Linked DNA regions of Homo sapiens: region 1 is linked to region 2. Evidence: read pairs that join two places in POLR2A ChIA-PET (ENCODE). Cell type or tissue: A673. All regions are shown on one strand. Each heading gives the region's core, and the rest is flanking DNA. Links, peaks and the distances in the headings are about the cores only.

Evidence for each region. Peaks named below come from ENCODE experiments on the same cell type or tissue, not always from the same donor. Only the 100,000 strongest peaks of a DNase experiment are listed, where the experiment ranks them.
Region 1: POLR2A ChIA-PET joins it to region 2 with 5 read pairs; 12 of 35 experiments call an interaction of 5 or more read pairs at or near these places.

What each region holds. Positions count from the first base shown.
Region 1 is chr15:98,599,169-98,603,701 of GRCh38, reverse strand. No RefSeq gene overlaps it. Among named protein-coding and RNA genes, the nearest start is that of IGF1R, 47 kb to the left of the region's middle. RefSeq lists enhancers at 2,938-3,087, 2,710-3,210, 3,211-3,711. In A673, for the core only: no CTCF peak of the experiment used is centred there; no DNase peak of the experiment used is centred there.
Region 2 is chr15:98,651,730-98,655,952 of GRCh38, reverse strand. All of the region lies in intron 1 of IGF1R (insulin like growth factor 1 receptor), which reads right to left. Among named protein-coding and RNA genes, the nearest start is that of IRAIN, 3.1 kb to the right of the region's middle. In A673, for the core only: no CTCF peak of the experiment used is centred there; a DNase peak (open chromatin) is centred at 2,092; H3K4me3 peaks cover 438 bases.

The DNA.
Region 1 (4,533 bases), core at 247-4,246, 52 kb after region 2:
ATAATTCACATACCATAAAATTCACCCATTTAAAGTGTTAAATTCAGTGGTGTTCTATATTCATAGAGTTATGCAATCATCCGCCATGATCTAATTTTAAAGCATAGATTTTTCTTTTCTTTCTTTCTTTTTTTTTTAGAGACAAGGTCTTGCTCTGTCACCCAGGCTGGAGTGCAGTGGCTTGATCCTAGCTCACGACGGCTTTGAACTCCTGGGCTCAAGCGGTCCTCCAGCCTCAGCCTCCAGAGCAGCTAGGACTACAGGTACGTGCTACCATGGCCAGCTCATTTTTATGGTTTTTTTTTTTTCTTTTTTTTGTAGAGATAGGATCTCACTATGTTGCCAAAGCTTGTTTGGAACTCCTGGCCTCAAGCGATCCACCCGCCTCAGCCTCCCAAACTGCTGGGATTATAGGTGTGAACCACTGCACCCAGCCTAAGTTTAGAACATTTTCATCACCCCAAAAATAAACCCCAAACCTTTTAGCAGTCATTCCCTACCGTCTTCACCACCCCTAGTCTTAGAGAAACATTAATCTACTTTCTATCTTTATAGATGTGCCTATTCTAGACATTTTATATAAACAGAATCATATAATATGTGCTATTTTATTCACGGTTTTTTTCACTTAGGATACTGTTCTCCAGATTTATCCACACTGTAGTATATATCAGCACTTCATTCCTTTTTATGGCTGAATAATATTACATTACATGGATATACCACATTTTATCTATTCATAGTTGATAAACACTTTAGTTGTTTCCACTTTTTTACTATTATAAATAACGCTGCTACGAACATTTATGTATAAGCTTTTGTGGATGTAGATTTCATTTCTCTCTCTTTTTTTTTTTTTTTTTTGAGATGGAGTCTCACTCTGTTGCTCAGTCTGGAGTGCAATGCCACCATCTTGGCTCACTGCAACCTCCACCTCCTGGGTTCAAACAATTCTTCTGCCTCAGTCTCCCAAGTAGCTGGGATTACAGGCATGTGCCACCACACCCAGCTGATTTTTGTATTTTTAGTAGAGACAGGGTCTCACCATGTTGGCCAGCCTGGTCTCAAACTCCTGACCTCAGGTGATCTGCCCACCTTGGCTTCCCAAAGTGCTGGGATTATAGGCGTGAGCCACCACGCCTGGCCAGATTTCATTTCTCTTAGGTAAACACCTAGGAGTGGAACTGCCAGGTCATATGGCTACTCTGTGTCTAACATTTTGAGAAACTGTGACACTGTTTTCCACAGTGGCTGGACTATTTTACATTTCCGCCGGCAGCATATGAGGGTTCCAATTTCTCCACATTCTTACTACTACTTGCTTTCATCTGTCATTTTTATTATTGCCATCTTAGAAGATGTGAAGTGGCATCTCACTGTGGTTTTGACTTGCACTTCCCTGATGGCTAATGATGTGGAGCAGTGGTCCCCAACCTTTTTGCCACCAGGGACCAGTTTCATGGAAGACAGTTTTTCCACAGATGTGGTGTGGAGGGAGCAGCATGGCTTCGGGATGAAATTGTTCCATCTCAGATCATCAGGCATTAGATTCTCATAAAGAGTGTGCAACCTAGATCCCTCGCATGTCAGTTCACAAAAGGGTTCATGCTCTTATGAGAATCTCACGCTGCAGCTGATCTGACAGGAGGCAGAGCTCAGGCAGTAATGCTCACTGGCCCGACTCTCACCTCCTGCCGTGCAGCTGGGTTCCTAACAGGCCACATGGACTGGTACCAGTCCACTGCCCAGGCTTGGGGACTCCTGATGCAAAGCATCTTTTCTTGTGCTTATTGGTCATTGTATACCTTCTTTGGGGAAATATCTAATCAAATCTTTTGCTTATTTTACAATTGGGTTATTTGTCTTTTTTTTTTGTTATTGAGCTATATGAATTCCTGCTGGGTGTAGTGGCTTACATCTGTAATCCCAGCACTTTGAGAGGCCAAGGCAGGGGGATCTCTTGAGCCCAGGATTTTGAGACCAGACTGGGCAACATGGTGAAACCTTGTCTCTACAAACAATATAAAAATTAGGCAGGCTTGGTGGCACATGCCTGTAGTCCCAGTTACTTGAGAGGCTGAAGTTGGAGAATCGCTTGAGCCCAGGAGGTCCAGGCTGCAGTGAGCCGTGACTGTGCCACTGCACTCCAGCCTGGGAGACAGAGAGAGACTCTGCCTTGGTGGGGCCGGGAAACAGAAAGAAAGAATTCTTTATGTATTCTGGATGTTAGTCCCTTATCAAACATAGGATCTGGCTGGGCGTGGTAGCTCACGCCTGTAATCCCAGTACTTTGGGAGGCCAAGGTGGGTGGATCACTTGAGGTCAGGAGTTCGAGACCAGCCTAGCCAACATGGTGAAAGCCCGTATCTAGTAAAAATACAAAAAAATTAGCCAGGCATGGTGGTGCACACCTGTGGTCCCAGCTACTTGGGAGGCTGAGGCAGGAGAATTGCTTGAATCCGGGAGGTGGAGGTTGCAGTGAGCTGAGATTGCACCACTGCACTCCAGCCTGGGGGACAGAGAGAAACTCCATCTCAAAAAAAAAAAAAAAAAAAAAGGTCCTTCAAATATTTTTTCCCATTGTTTTCCAATTTGGCTTTTTAACTTTCTTCCTTTTTTTTGGCCTTACTTTCTTAACAATAAGGTGTTTTGAAAGGAAAAAGTGAAACCAACGATTCAACTTATCTAGACTTTTCTGTAATTTTGTATGGCTAACTCACTATTTTAGAATGATTTGTGTCTCTTGGCTTTCAGTGTTCTACTGTGAAAAGTTATGAAGGTTCAAGTTTTTGTAAGGAAACAAAAATGTCTATAAGAAGACTGATTGGTGTGCTCTCCCTGCGTGTTTACTAAGGCTTTCCTTGGCCACTTTGTTATTTCCCATATTTAAAACATGGCCAAGTTCCTGTGAATGATTGTTTTCAAGGAAATATCTTTGTAATTGAAAACGAACTAAATAATATATTATATGTTTGCTATGAACACAGTGTGGCAGCTTTGAATTCATAGGATTTCAGGCTATCAGTGTAAATCAGGAAACGGCTTCCAGGAAGAGAAAGTGAGAGTGAAAGCAACCGACAGAGAGCAGGCAGGGCCAGGAGAGAGGGCTGCAGGCTCCCTCGCAGGGGAACCCCAAAGAGCACATTCTTTGGGGAGTGACCACCCTCCGGAGCGAGGAGCCTTGGGGATGGGATCCTTGCCAGTGCAGTGTGTGTATGTGTGCGTCAGTGCAGTGTGTGTAAGTGTGCGTGTGTGTGTGTGTGTGTATGTGTGTGTGTACATGCGCATGAGCTGAGAGAGAGAGGAGGAGGAGCAGGAGGTGGCGGAGGCAGGGCAGAAGGTATCTTTTCCCATTGAGACTTTTTTTTGGTCTTTTAAAACCTCTTCCGCGAGCTCAGTCTTTGTAAACATACCTGTATGCCCAATTCTCTCCAGCTCAAGAAATACAGGGGCCTGATTTTTCTCAGAATTGTATTTACCATTTTTTTTTAAGAAGGCCTCAGCTCTGCCCTGGTGCTTAAAGCTCTCTCCTGCACATGTGTATGCGTTACATCCACCCTAGGTCATCAGCTACTCGCAAAAGGTCCTGATCCCACTGCAAATTAAATTCCATTCCAGTTTTTTGAACCTCACATATTTAGTTCATGACATAGGGGCCCTGGAAATGTTATATCTAAAACTTGGTGTGGATTGTTAACTAAAAACTTGGGACTTGGTCTGAAGCCCCCATTCATCCTGAGCAGCAAGAGGAACACGTGGTGGCAAAGCCTGCGGGCTGTCTATTCTCACTATAAATAGGAATGGTCTGTTTTGCAGCTCTCCAGCTTTTAGGCACATAATATTTGCCATATGTATGCTATCGCATCCCTGCTATCTGCATTCACACAAACCATGGATCCCATGCTCTTGTCTTGCTTTCCCGTTGCAACTGCAATTGTTTGTTGATAAATATCTTTTATCTCAATGATGTGGACATAATATCCACACTCTTCTCCCGACGTGTATGAAAGACGGAAGAAGGGAGAAGGAGAAAACAGACACGGAGGACCTACTAGGAGCCATGAGCTTTGCCCAGTGCTTTCTTTACTCTAGCAAGGACATTAAACGCACTTAGTGATCATTAGTTCCATGCCTACCAGGAGCCAGAGAATTTCCGCACATCATCTCTTGGAGACAGGTATTTTTTCAGCCTTCAATGATGTTAAGTAATTTGCTGGAAGTCACATCTTCTGAGCTTGGATTTGAGTTCAGTAGGTTCTGATTTGGAGCTTTGCTAACTTTGAATTTCAAATTTAAAATGTAAGATTTTGCAGAAGTAGATGGCTTGTCTTTATCACCTAAAAATAAAGCATTCTTTCCCAGGAATGGGTTTGCAGAACTGCATCTACAGCAATTCAGGCTGGGGCGTGCAGCCAGATGACCTGGGTTTGAATCCTGGCTCTACCCCTTGCTGGCTCTGTGACCTTGGGCAACAATTTAACCTCACTGTCCTTATCTGTAAAATGGGCATAGTGATGATGGTAATTCTACCTA
Region 2 (4,223 bases), core at 224-4,223:
GGGAGGCCGAGGTGAGTGGATCGCTTGAGTCCAACCTGAGCAACATAGCAAAACCTCGTCTGTACTAAAAATACAAAAAATTAGCCAGGCATGGTGGTGTGTGCCTGTAGTCCCACCTACTTGGGAGGATCACTGGAGCCTGGGAGGTCAAGGCAGAATCAAGCCGTGATCACACCACTGCATTCCAGCCTAGGTGACCAGAGACCCTGTCTCAAAAAAAAAAAAGAAAAAAAAATCTGTAGTCCAGGGCAGGAAAAAGAAAAATTTTAAGCTTGCTTACTAGTTTGTTTCGTTTTATTTTTTTTTTTAATAAACATGGCAGTAACATCTATAGTTTGACGGGTATCTTTAAAAACTTATGGTAAGACATTTTACAGTATCAAATAATTTCTAAACCTAAAGAACTGCATCCAGTAAGTACTCAACATGTATTTACTGTGGAAGAAAAGAGGGAGGGAAAACGACTATTTCTCAGTTCAAGTAAGGAAATATCAGTTTTTCCTTAAGATTTGAAAATAAAACATAAGTAAAGCCGGCATCAGTGGAAAAAAAGGGAGAGAAATCTTCAAAAATGGTATCTGGGACTTTCAAACGAGTAAAATTGACCATTTAAAAACTTAGTCTTCAAAAGTCCAAAAGTCTCAAAATCAAAGGTATTGTTAATACTTTGAGTCAAATAAAACCAAAGCAATTTAACAAAAGAAAACATCATGCCGAGGAAGTATGCTTCTCTTGAGATAACAATCTAACTTGTTTTAAAGATCCTTTGTTTACTAACCATTTTATATTCCAAATATATGTTCCTTCCTCAGAACAAATCAATTCTTTTCCAGACCCTCGGGGATGGGGGTGCAGGCATGAGGGGATGTGTACATATATCAAAGTTTTAATCTTTTCAAATAGTGGAACTCAGTTATGCTTCCCAAATGTCAACAGGTCTCAATGTCCACAAACACTGGGGCTGCTACCCTCCCCCATCCCCACTTAAAGCCACATCACATCTTTACAAATAACTGGAAAACCTCCTCTTGCTAAGCTGATGCCAAACACCATTTTCCAGGAGGGATCAGAGTGCATCACTCATTAGGCACTTTGTTGTCTCTAAAGTGTTCAGAATTTTCCTTCAGAACATCTCAGACTGGAAATCAAGAAACTATATCCGTAACATGTGTGCAACTATTATATATTTAGTACAATTGAGAAGAGCTCATCCCCTGGACTCAGCACCTGTCCTAAGCTGGCTAAGAAAAGCAGTTCAAATCAAGTTCGCCCACAGGCGCAAATACCTCTTCCATGAACTAGGTCTGATTTTTAAATGAGTTTTGAAAACAAATTGGGGAAAATCACAACCTATAAAGAAATGTATCTTGTATGCTTTACAATTAAAAAACAAAAACTTTCAGGATTTGTCTCCTCACTCTTACTCCCTCACGCTTTTAAAAACACCAAGTTATTTACAAATTATAAAATGCCCTGAAATTATGAATGCTTCCTGATTTCTAGAAAGCTAACTAAGCAATATGTAATCCAGAAAACTTCTGAAATAAGTTCCATCTTTCTTACAACTCAAAACATGCTATGCAACGTTCATGTACACACCTGTGACTCCTAATTTTTGGAAAAAGGCAACTACAACACTGCAGTTTGTAAATCACAATTGCCATATCCAATGTTATAAAGAAGACAGTGCCGCCAGTCAAGATGGGTTAACATCACCTGTATGTCACAGTCTACAGTGACATCCCAATATAACGGAAAGCACCAATGAGGCAAAAAAGGTATAGGGTAAAGGCTTCTGATGAACAACACTAGAGTCCTAAGTCTACAGAAATATTTTTAAAAGAACCTTTAAAATGCTAACTACTGTCTACTTGAAAACTGCACCCTATACTGAGTCTGAAAAAAAATCTGAATTTCAAGAAAGGTGGTTTCATGCAAGACTCTGCAGGTTCATGCACTGAGTAGCACAAGGTCAGCTTTCATACAGTAGGTGCACAATAAGTGCAGGCTGGATTCAGTTGCTTCTTACAGCACATTCTTACAAAACAAATGAAACCAGATTTAAAAGGAAACCACCGTCCCTTGAGGGTTCCTCTTGGCAAAAACTCTAAGGCAACAAGTGAAAATGATACAGTTGATTTTCATTACTGCCCTGATCTTGCAACAATAGGAAGGGCAGGAAACATTTTTATTAGTAAACTAAGCCTTAGACAAAGACCAAAAGCAAATGTAAACAACAATTATTCTCTAGGTCTTTTCCTATTGAAAGGCCAGGGTAAATCTGGATAAATGCACACAGTTTCAAAACAAAAATGCCTTTGCCACATTTTAAAACCTTTCGTTCTGTAAGGAATTTTAATTTTATAAAAATCACTGTATACTTGAAACAGTGTATCCTAAAACTACTGCATCCTAAAGATTCTTTCTCCTGCTCAGACCCTGGAACTATGTAAGAAATAAAATAAAACTGCAAAGAAAAGAAACAACAATACTGCATTAAAATGAACTGTTCTGTTCATCCTCAGTCCTTACTACCACTTGTGGTCAATGTGGCATATCAAAAAATGAGTGTTTAAAACATCTTAAAACAGCAATGTCTTTCTTTGTTGGAAAACATAATAAAACTGGAAATACAAACAGCCCTTCAGACTCAGCTCCTAAACTCTATCCTGAAAAAAACCATCATTTCAGATTCAGCTGAGGTTTCTATTGTCAAAAATCTGCCCTCCACCAGCATTTGTGTTTTTTAAATCCAGCTCCTCAATCCCTAACTGAAGCTACATAGAACCAAGATTCTTTTTCTCCTGCTTGCCCATTTCTACTGCGGGATTGAATCCCTGTTGCTAAGCTTCAATTATCAGTTTGTTGTATTGCTGCAACTCACGGATCTGAAAAACTCATAAATGAAAAGAGAGAGAGACATCAGCCTGTCAAATGTATGTAATAATTTTAACGTAATTTAAGGTAGCATAACAAGTTATTTTCAACCTGATCACATTTCTTTAAAAAAAAAAAAAAGGGTTTATTGAGATATAATTCACATACCATTAAAGTCCCCGATTTAAAGTACATAATCCAATGGTTTTAAGTATATTTAGAGCTATGCAGCCATCGCCACAAACTAATTTTAGAACAATTTTCATCACCCCAAAAAGAAACCCTGTGCCCACCAGCAGTCACTCCCCATTCCATCCGCCCCCAGCCCCTGGCAACCACTCATCTACCTTCTGCCTCTATGGATTTGTTTATTCTAGACATTTCACATAAACCGGATCATACGATATGTGGTCTTTTGTGACTGACTTCTTTCACTTTTTGTGATATTTTTAAGCTTCATCTATTCAACCTTAGCATATTTCTTAGAGTTGAACTTTTCTAATCTTTTTCGACAAATCAAACATTATGACCTTTTACATTTCAAATCCTGACACAAACCCCACCCTTCCACAAAACACCATTTGCTTGCTATGTCTCTCCAGAGGATCTAAACTATAATTTGCTGTTTAGGTTCTTTCAGAAGTTCTTTTTCTGGGTTCTCCTTCTGGTAATAAAACACTAACTTCTTTAAACACCAACATTTCACATACCTACATTTCTGTGACAACAGGATGCCTGGGGTAGAAAGATGACTGAATCCTTTTAAGGAGATGGGTACAATAAATTTAAAGTGCATGCTGACTTTTTAAAAACAAAATAGCCCTCAGATTATCTGGCTATCACTCAGAACCTCCGAACCGCCTTCATTTAGATGCTCTGTTCACATTATGGTGATACAAAACAAACACATCCATATGACTGCCTCTGCTTCAGAAACTAAGTTTTCTAAGATAAACAACACTCTTTCTACTGCCATCACACTCAAAGAGGAAACTCTAATCTCTCAATACGCCAGCAAAATACCTGCAACTGAACCAACACCCTGTCTTTATTTCTCCACCAGACAACAGCTGAAAGAACGCCCTCCCTGATAGGGCTCAGCAGCTTATTTCTATCAGAGTTAAGTGGTCTAGCACCTTCCCGGCTAAAAACTGAACGCCCGTTCACAGGCATAGCTTTTAATTCTCCACATTTCAGAGATGGAGGGAGGGGCAGGTACTGAGTCAGTCAAGACTTCAGCAAACCATAATCGAGATTTGGGGTGCCTTCTGACCACCCATCAGGTTTCCAGGAACTAACCACTGTAAAGGGATCCTGGGGGGAAGCTTTGGTATCATGGAGTAAAA